2 separate regions of the Homo sapiens genome follow, and region 1 is linked to region 2. A link is an interaction called in ENCODE POLR2A ChIA-PET data of the cell type or tissue named here. Cell type or tissue: IMR-90. All regions are shown on one strand. Each heading gives the region's core, and the rest is flanking DNA. Links, peaks and the distances in the headings are about the cores only. Region 1 has its middle 77 kb from the start of HLX-AS1. Region 2 overlaps LOC101929750 (a long non-coding RNA gene).

Region 1 (5,394 bases), core at 158-5,157, 150 kb after region 2:
TTTCTCCCTGCCCCTTGCCCTAGCCCTGGCCCACAACACACACCTAAAAAATAGCAAGAGTATTACCAAAAAAAAAGTCCAATAGGCTGGAATAATTGGGAGATATTTTATTAAAGCGCATATAGTGTCACCTGGATAGGGTGACACTAGATAGACCAAGAAGATGAAGATATTTCAGGCAGGTGGAACTGATTAAGACTGGACTTTCAAAATGAGCTTCTGGTTAAGCATAGAACTCCCTTATATAACACATCTGGGACTCAGTGCCTCTGCTTTCAAGTTGAGGACAAAATAGCAAAAGGGAAACTGACCACCTTTTATTCTGTGATGGGATTATTTTCTCTGTTGCTAGATATTGACATATGTGTGTTAATAAGACAGAAGTTTCTTTTCTGGATTCATCCACACTCAAAAGTATGCTTCCCTTATTTAAGTGGTACCTTTTCTCTCTTCGCCTGCTAGTATAATTCTTAAAAAAAAAAAAGAAGAGAAAATAATAATAGCCAGTATTTATAGACAACCTTTGTGCCGATGCTACATTAAGCTCTTTATGTGTATCCTGTCATGTAATCTTCATATACTATGTGTTTTATAAAATGATACTGTACAAAGCCAATTATTAACTTTGCTAAGAGGAAAAAGACTTCCCCAAGGAAGTAATATTTGAATAAAATCTTCAAATATGTCATAGGAGTTCTCCTGGTAATCAAGTCTGGGAAAGACATTCCAGGCAGGGAGATTGAATCGAAGGTATTAGAAAAATTATGGAATGTCCCAGAAAAAAGTAAGTCATTCAGCAAAGTTAGATGATAGGAAGGGATTGAAGTGGGACCAGACAGGCTAGAAGAAGCCAAATTGAGGAGAGATTTATATGTCACAATTTTACCAAAATTAAACAAAAATCCACTGACGTACTTTACAAGGGAAAGTCATTATCAGACCTGCATCATAGAAAAATTATTTGGGGCAGTGCAGTGCATGGATTGATCAGGCATGGAGACTGGAGGTAGACACAGCCAGTTAGGAAATTGTCTTAGTCCATTTTGTGCTGCTGTCACACAATGCCACAGACTGGGTTGTTTATAATGAACAGAAATTTATTTGGCTCACCATTCTGGAGTCTGCAAAGTCCAAGATCAAGAGGTCGAGTCTGATGAAGGTCTTCTTGCTGCATCATCCCACAGCAAAAGGCAGAAGGGCACAAGAGTGCATAAGAAAGAGAGGAAATAGGGCAGAACTCATCCTGCCCTATTTCAGAAATACAATATTTCAGGAATACAAATATCAGGAACCCATTCCTATGACAGTGGCATTCACGAGGGCAGAACACTTATGACCTAATGATCTGTTAAAAGTCCCACCTCTCAGTCAACAGTTCCACCGTTGGATTGAGGATTGAGTTTCTAACACATGAACTTTGGGGATACATTCAAACTTTAGCAGAAACTACTGTTAGTCTACCTGATAGATGATAAAGAATAAAACTGAGGTGAGATTCAGTCAAGAGTTAAGAATAAGATGCCTACCCTCCAGGACTACCCTTAGGGTACCCCAAGACACTACCCTCCAAGGCTTAGAACCAAAGAGGAGAGGAAAATCTGGCAAACAAATGCCAATGGCACCAGGCCATAGATGTGTGAGGCCAAGTGGATCATAGAGATTGTAGGTACTGGGCAAGGTCAGAGGAGAGAAAGCTTCCAGCCTGAGAGCTCCAGCAAAGCTTCCAGAGGAAGTGTACAATGGCCTGAATATTTATGTCCCCATAAAATTTATATGTCAAAATCTTAACCCCCAATAAAATGTGATTAGGAGGTGGATCCTTTGGGAGATAATTAGGTCACGAAGGTGGGGCCCTCAAGCATGAGACCAGTGCCCTTGTGAAAGTAAACCCAGCAGCTCTCTCACCCTCTTTCCACCAAGTGAGGACACTAAGAAGTCTACCATCTGCAACTAGAAAAGGATCCTCGTCAGCACACGACCATGCTGGCACCTTGATTTCAGACTTTCCAGCCTCCAGAACCAAGAGAAATATATGTGTGTTGTTTATCAGCCACCCAGTCTATGTACTTTGTTTTAGCAGCCTGAACTGACAAAGAAAGAATAGTATTTTAGTTTCATACCAACAAATGAGTATGCCTTAATAGAGAGAAATACTGTGAAGATTATTCCAGTTGGGAATAGCAAAACAAAGGCTTTAAGAGTGGAAAGCATGAAGCATGTTGGGAGGTGCCAGAGTGAAATAGACAAAAACACACTCCAAAGACAGTCTCACAGGTCAGAATCCTGAGCAGGGTCTTGTCTGCTTTCCTACTCACCCTGGTAGACCCTCAATGATAACCCCTACCTAGCAGGGGCAGAAGAAATTTTACATTGACTTTATCACCAAAAAAAAAAAAAAAAAAAAAAAACCACAGATAAGGTCTGAACATAATCAAAGGCCTGGAATAGCACCCCAATCAATGACACCCTGAACATGCCAGTGGGACGTTTCATCAAAAGGAGCTGCCATTTCAAATCTCTTGGTTTCTCTAAGCCTGTTCAGTGATCCCTTTTCTAGTTTCTTTGAGCCAAATGGTCCTGCCACTTAGTTCAGTGTCTTATTGTCCTGAGTCATCTTCTCAGATTGCTCAAGAATGAGTCTCCCATTTTAACACACACACGCACACACAGCAAGTCATGGACTGTGGCGGTTTTCTGTGGGTGTGATTGTGTCTAAGTTGCTGGAATGCAACAAGTCTAGCTTGGAAGAAGCTTAGTCCCCATGCCTGCTGGCTCTCTGCATGTTCCCCACCAGAAACACAAGGGCTACAAGCTGAGGGTCCTGTTCTCTCATTTTTTCCACCTCTCTTTATTCACAGGCAGGCCAGAAAGCTATTTAGCAGTAAATGAAGCATTTATCCTTTAATTCTCAGATGTATGTAATCTGAAAAAAAAAAAAAAAAAAAACAGAGAAGAAAATATCCTGAGGACGTCAGAGAGAGAAAAATGTGCAGAGCAGATGCTGCTACTTGTTTTTGTCCCTGTTTTATCTTTTAAAATACATAAAACATGAGTAACTAGGGACAAATAGTTCCAGCTTTTGGTAAAATACAAATGGGACTATTTTATAACTTGGGTTGAATTTCTTATATTTTAAGCTGTTTTGCTACTCAACACACTTCATGGCCTCATAAAATTCTAGAGCAGGAATGGAACTTAGGTGACTTATTCCAGTTCCTGGCCTGTAAGTTGGTAAAAGAGCATCCAGAATAGAAAAAAAAAAAAAAAACCCTTTTTTCTTCTATTCTAAGTTTAGAAAGTCCCCCCTCCCTGCTATGCTAGCCCTATTGTACCATTCAGAAAGTCAAAACGTTTCTCTTATGTACAAATATTCATTCACATGACAATTACCATTAGGTGGCAGAGATGCAAAAACATGACACATGAGTTGTGTTTACACAATTCATGTTACAATATAGTATGGGATACTATAATATAGTTATCCAGAAAGCATGGAAGGGCATGAAGTGGGGGTGGGAGCTAACCAAGACTGAGGATGAAACTTGGTTTAGGGTATACATCATTTTAGCTTAACCAACATCAATATATAACCAAACAGTGTCTGTATCTCATTCTTTAGTTTTAAAAGGTTGTCCCTACAACCTCCTCATTCATTTCATAGCAACCCTATGAGGTAGGTTTTTCTGTTATGTCTGATTTATACATGTGGAAATGGAGGCCAGAGTTTTTAAAAATAGTAGGGGTCTAAATTGGAAACCAAATTCAGTCCTTGGGACTCCAGGTTCCTTGCTCTCTTTTTTCTCTGACTCTGCCTTTCCATTATCTTTTTTTTAAAGGGTAATACTATGTAGCATCTGAGTGCCCCAAATAACTGAAACGGACAATGATTGGTACAGGACTCCCAGAAGGGAGGAATGCCCACATCACAGGCTAACATGTGGTGGTCACAGAAAGATGGGCTTGGTCTGAGCTTTACAGATAGAAAGCAAGACCTTGTTGTTTGGAAGTCAGGGTCAATCAAGAAGAGAAAAAGAATAAACATTAATTCTATATGATAGTGGTTCAAAATGTGGGTTGTGGACTCAGTCAGAAATGATTTCGAGTTCCAGATGTTTCCTTACCTGCGATTTTGTCACTGTTTAGTGACTTTAGGCAATTCATTTAACCATGTAAGCATTAAATGTGATCATGAACATAAAAACATTGATCACAGTAGCTGGTCTATATGAATTCTCAATAAGCAATGGAGATGGCAGTGGTGATGGTGATATCATTGCTAACATCGTCACCATCAACCCCTAACCTCCCAGAGATTCCAGGGAGGGTCCGTCAGGCCACCCTTCCTAACACTGTTACACCACTCACCCCATGGCCTAGTCTACAAGGCTCTTAAGAACATGGCTTCCCATCTACCTCCCCTTTTCTCTTCAGCCCAGTGTCTTCCTCCCATAGAACAGTCATTTCTACAAAACTGCCCTTCCTTCAGTCTTTCTCTGTTTTCCAGAACTTCCTGTGGAATTCACGCCCCTGGAAAGGACAGACCTTCTTCCCAAGAACACAGAAACTGCCTGCTACAATTCTCAGGTGGACCCTCAGCAGGTGGGAGTCAAGGGTGATCTTGTACTTGTCTGCTCCCCACTGGAGGTTCTCTCTCGGTCTGCTATTACTTACTGCATACCTCTGGACTGTGTTATTAGCCATCAAAGGCTGCAGGGGCCCCAGCTGCCACAAAACAGACACATAAAGAAAAAATGTGAAGCCAAAAATGAATTACTACAGCTGAAATATGTGAAAGAGGCAGTGTTTCTATTTAGAGGTCCACCGTCTCCCCACCAGGCCTCTACATATTATTCACCTCCCACAACCCACACTCTCGTCCCCCTCCTATTCTTCGACCAGTTGCCAACTAATCTCACCCCACTCCCAAAGACAGGCCATAGGTATACCAAAAAGGGCCATAGCTGGCAGTCAGGAATCAGGGGTCCAGGCTGGATCCTGCTGATGATGAGCACATATATGTTTTCTCAACCTCATTTTAAACCAGCAACCCTACTAGAGGATCAATCACCTTAGGCAGTGTAGCGAAACCCCTTCTTTACCTCAGTGACAGGAGAAGAACAAAATGAACTTCCATGTCCTTGCAGTGTCCTCTAAAGCAAGCTTTTCACACTTAGAAACTAAAATTGCTAAATCAACAGGGCCTAAAGATGTGGGCGTGTGATGCAAATTTTTGCAAGTCCTTCATGAGGAATAATGGTTATTAGAAAAAAAATGATGCAAAACCCTATCACCTCTTCTTTCCCTCTTAGCTCCTAGATAAGTGTATTCTAGCTGCGGAATAAAATGCATCACAGATTTGGTCACCAGTTCAAAGCATATAATGGATTTTGTAGG
Region 2 (5,394 bases), core at 202-5,201:
TCATATATTTCAACATCTCTTTCAATAAGTGATAGAATGAATAGACAAAAAGTTACTAGAATATGGAAATGGACAACTTTTCAAACAACTTTACCTAATTAACATTTATAGAACACTTTACCCAACAACAGCAAAATGCAATTTCTTTCCAAGTGCACCAAGAACATTTACCAAGATAAATCTGTTCTAATCCATAAGAAAAGTCACCATAAATTTAAAAAGATTCAAGTTATATAAAATATGTCATTTGGCCACAATGGAATTAAATTAGAAATCAGTAACATAAAAATCTTTACAAAATTTTCTGATATTTGGAAATGTAATAAGACATTTCTAAATAACTAATGCATCAAAAGGACAAATCAATGAAAAATTAGAAAGTATTTTGAATGGAATAAAAAGGAAAACAGGATATACCAAAATGTGTGGGATACTACTAAAGTGGTACTTTCAAAGGGAGATGTATAATTTTAAATACTTTTGTTAGAAAAGAAGTCTCAAATCAGTTACTCTAACTTTCACTTTAAGGAACAAGAAAAAATAATAAATACAGAATAGAAGAAGAAAGAAAATAAAAATAAGAACATAAACCAATGAAACAGAAAACAGAAAAATAATGTAGAAAATCAATTAAACTGAAAGCTAGAACTTTGAGAATATCCACAAATTTTATAAAGATCTAGGGGGGAAAGTGAGAAAATGTAAACTACCAACATCAAGAATCAGAGAGGGGATATCACTACAGATCCTACAGATATTAAAAGGCTAATAAGAGAATGTTTGCTGGCATATTCTGACAAATAAGATAATATCTATGATATAGATTATCTCTACTATATACAATGCACTCACAATCAAAATTCCAACAGGCTATTTTGTGCAAATTGACAAGTGGATTCTAAAATTGTTATGGAAATTCAAAGGCACTAGCATAACCAAAAAGCTTTGAAACAAAAAGAATAAAGACAGAACATTACACTATCTTATTTCAAGGCTTACTATAGATCTACAGTAATCAAAACAGTGTGGCATTGGCATCAAGATAAACAAACAGATCAAATAGAGAGTCAAGAATATATAGAAATGTCAGTCATTACCCAATATATAAAAATTAACCCCAAATTGTCAAAGACTTATAGGTAAAACTTCAAGCTATAAAAATCCTAAAAGAAAACAAGTGAGACTACCTCAGTGATCTTGGATTTGGTAAACAGTTTTTAAATAGGGCACGAAAGACACCATTTATAATCATAGGTATCTATTCTTTTTAATTTATGATATCTATAATGTTGGACTTAATAAAAATTAAAAACTATTGTTCTTCAAAAGACACTGTTAATGGCTAGGTACGATGATTCATGCCTGTAATCCAACAATTTTAGAGGCCAAGGTAGGAGGATCACTTGAAGCCAGGAGTTTGAAACCAGCCTTGGCAACAAAGCTAGACCCTGTATCTACAAAAAATAATAATAATTTTTTAAAAGGACACTATTAATGAAATATAAAGCAAGCCATAGGCTAAAGATAAGATTTGCAGATCTATGTCCAATAAAGGGCTGGTGTCTAGATGTAAAGAACTCTTACAACTTAAAAACAGAAAAAAAAATTTTTTTAAATGGGGAAAAGATTTGAACAGATATGTCACCAAAGAAGGTATATGGATGGCAAATAAACACATGGAAATGCAAATTAACATCACAAAATCACACTACACATTCACTAAAATAGCTAAAATGTTTAAAATTCACCATAGCAAATATTAGCAAGAATGCAGAGCAACTGAAACTTTCATACACTACTGGTGGTAATTTAGGGCATGTAAAATTTTATGACCACTTTGGAGACTATTTTAGCAGTTTCTTAAATAACTACACATTCACTTATAATACTCAACCATTCCATTCTTCAATATCTATCCAAGAGAAATAAAAAATATATCCACACAAAACTTATATGTAAATGTTCATAGCAGATTTATAATAGCCAAAAACTGGAAATAACTGAAATGTTCACCAATAGGTGAATGGATAAATATATTGTGGTATATCCATAGAATGAAATACTACTCAGCAATAAAAGGGAACAAACTCATGATACACATAGCAACATAGATAATTCCCAAAATTATGCTGAGTTGAATAAATATAGTCACAACAGAGTGTAGATTCCATTTATATCAAATTCTAGAAAGTGCCATCTACTCTATATTGATGGAAAGAAGATCAGTGGTTACCTCAATTTGGGGACCCTGGAGAGAGAGAGATGAATAACAAAGAGGCATTAGGAAACTCTGAGAGTGATGGATATGTTTATTATCTTAATTATGATGATGGCTTCATTATAATATACATATGTCAAAACACATCAAAGTATACACTTACATATATGAAGTTCATTTTATGATAACTATATTTGAATATAGATTCAAAAATTAATAATGATATTAATACCTAATAATTATATAGGGCTTATAAGCAGTTCTCAAACTTTTTCATTTCAGGGCTCTTATATACCCTTATGGGTTACTGAGTACATCAAAATATTTGTTTATATAAATTTTATTTATCAATATTTACCATATTAGAAATAAAAATAGAATTTTTGAAATTTGAATTTGCTAACTCATTTTAAAATAGCTATAATAAACCCATGTCTACAAAAGATGACAACAGTATCTATCCCATTGAGTTGTGATAAGGATTAAAATTCAGCAAAGTGCCTAGGACATGGGAAGGCTCAATAGCTTGTACTTATCAATACGTAATCCTATACTCTAAATAATTAATAAATGTGCTATATTTTACTAACCTGTGTAAGATGCAGTGTAGAACTAAAATCCTACCATACACATAGACTTACAAATAGCCTTAACATAGATGGAGCATCATAAATAAATAAAATTTATCACCTCTGAGAACACAACCTTATTTTTTAAAGGCATTATGAATCCACTGAAAATTAACAAATTATTCCACAATGGCATAGAAAAAATAGCTAACAAGGTAGGAAACAAAGTCAACACAAAAACCACCTCAAATCACACACTAACATAAGTTCTGAATGTTTCTAAGTGAAAATAGAAAAGTTCTATGAAAAAAGGAATTCTGAAGTTTTAAAGCAGTAGGAAAACATACCAAAGAAATTAATCTAAATTTTACAAGAAAAAAAGCAAGTTTCTGTAGGTAAAAACTCATAACATAAGCAAGTAACCAAGTGGGAAGTATTTCTACAAATCTATAGCATATATGTCTTCAGTATGAAATAAACTTATGCAAGTTTTTGTCATATTCAATGTTTTTGTTTAGGGCTTTGTTCAGTAAAGTGAAATCTACAAAATTATTAAAGAATGATTATACTATAATAGCATCAGAATATTTAAAAATATTTTGGTTACCAGATAAGGTACTATAAAATTAATATTTTAAAAAGAGAGCCCACTTTTATTTTTAAAATAAGCTGTGGCAGTTTCTTTTTCTTTTCTTCCTTTTCTTGGGCATTGGAAAGCTTAATAATCTTTTCAAGATTTTGGGTTTTTTTAATGTTATTATATATATTTAAGGTGTATGTCATGTTTTCATACACATACATAGTGAAATGATTACTACAGTCAATCTAATTAGAATATCCATCATCTCGCATAGTTACCTGTATATGTGTGTATGGTAAGAGGACCTACAACCTACTTTCTTAGCAAATTTCCAGTATACAACCCAGTAGTAACTATAGTCTTCATGCTGTACATTTGCTCTCTAGACTTATTGATCCTAATCAAAACTCTGCACTCAATTTCTTCCCATTTGCCCATCATAATCTCAGCCCCAGATCCCAGCAACCACTATTCTACTTTTTGCTTTTTTGTACTTGACGTTTTTAGATTCCACATATAAGTAAGATCATGCAGTATTTTTCTTTCTGGCTTATTTCACTTAACCTAATGTCCTCCACATTCAGGCATGTTATAAATAACAAAATCGTCTTCTTTTTTAAGGCTACATGAAATTCCACTGTGTGTGTGTGTGTGTGTGTGTGTGTGTGTGTGTAACATTTTCTTTATCCACTCATCCATTGATGGGCACTTACATTGATTTCATAGCTTGGTTATTGTTAATTATGCTTCAATGACTATAAGAGTGGAGATATTTCTTTTTTTCTTTTTTTTTTTTTTGATGGAGTCTCCCTCTGTCACCAGGTTGGACTGCAGTGGTGCGATCTCAGCCACTGCAACCTCCGCCTCCCAGGTTGAAGCGATTCTCCTGTCTCAGCCTCCCGAGTGGCTGGGATTACAGGCATGTGCCTCCCCGCCCAGCTAATTTTTGTATTTTTAGTAGAGGCAGGGTTTCACCATGTCGGCCAGGATGGTCTCCATCTCTTGACCTCGTGATCCACCTGCCTTGGCCTTCCAAAGTGCTGGGATTACAGGCGTGAGCCACTGCGCCCAGCCGGGAGTGGAGATAGTTCCATGAAGTGCTGATTTCATTTCCTTTAAAAATATATAGAGAGGAGGGATTGCTGAGTCATGTGGTGATTCTATTTTTAATATTTAGAGGAAACTTCATGCTGCTTTCCATAATAACCGCACCTGCAAATATTTTTTAAACTAAGGAATTTATTTGATAAATGGATCAAAACATTGAATATATAATTCACAAATAAGGGGGAAAATGCTTAGCCTCACTAACAAGCACAAATGTGTATGTGTGTAGAAATTTCAAGGAAAGAAATACAATTTTCCTTGTCCAAACAGTAATTGTTTTATGTCATTAACATTTTCTGGTTTGATAAAAATAACGTGAAGGCACAATAAGGACTCTCCATTAGTGTCAGAAACTCAATTCAAACCAATTTAAATAAGGAAAGAAAGAGAGTGGGAAGAGAGGAAGGAAGGGAGACAGGTAAAGAGGCAGGAAAGAAGACAAGAAGAATAGAGGAAAAGAAATTAATTTGTTGGCTTATCTAAGTGAAAAACATACGGGTAGAACTAGCTGGTTTTAACTCTCAGGTGAATCCCAGCAGTCCCACCACATAACCATTGTTCAACCTTTCCCTCTCCATTCATCTCTGCTTTTTTAAAGGGGAGATGAAGAGTGGAGAGGGAAGCACTGAACCCTTTTCACACACAAAGGTGACTATGCGAGATGGGGGATATTCTAATTAGCTTGATTACAGTGATCATTTCACTATGTATATATGTGTGGAAACATGACATACACTTAAATATATATAATAACAGTTTTTTAAAAAATCATAAATAGATTGAACTTTCTAGTGGTCCTCTTCACAGCTCAGAATTTTGAAGAAAATAGGAGAAACTTCCCTTTAAAAAAATCTCCAATGGCCCAGACTGGGTAACACGCTGACCCCAGATGAATTGCTGAGTTGTTGCTGTTGTTTCTC

The links. Peaks named below come from ENCODE experiments on the same cell type or tissue, not always from the same donor. Only the 100,000 strongest peaks of a DNase experiment are listed, where the experiment ranks them.
Region 1: POLR2A ChIA-PET joins it to region 2 with 13 read pairs; 3 of 35 experiments call an interaction of 5 or more read pairs at or near these places.

The regions. Positions count from the first base shown.
Region 1 is chr1:220,954,688-220,960,081 of GRCh38, reverse strand. No RefSeq gene overlaps it. Among named protein-coding and RNA genes, the nearest start is that of HLX-AS1, 77 kb to the right of the region's middle. In IMR-90, for the core only: no CTCF peak of the experiment used is centred there; a DNase peak (open chromatin) is centred at 2,661; H3K27ac peaks cover 153 bases.
Region 2 is chr1:221,106,858-221,112,251 of GRCh38, reverse strand. LOC101929750 (a long non-coding RNA gene) reads right to left here. Exons shown (of 7, transcript XR_001738479.2): 7 at 4,389-5,394. Among named protein-coding and RNA genes, the nearest start is that of LINC02817, 230 kb to the left of the region's middle. In IMR-90, for the core only: no CTCF peak of the experiment used is centred there; no DNase peak of the experiment used is centred there.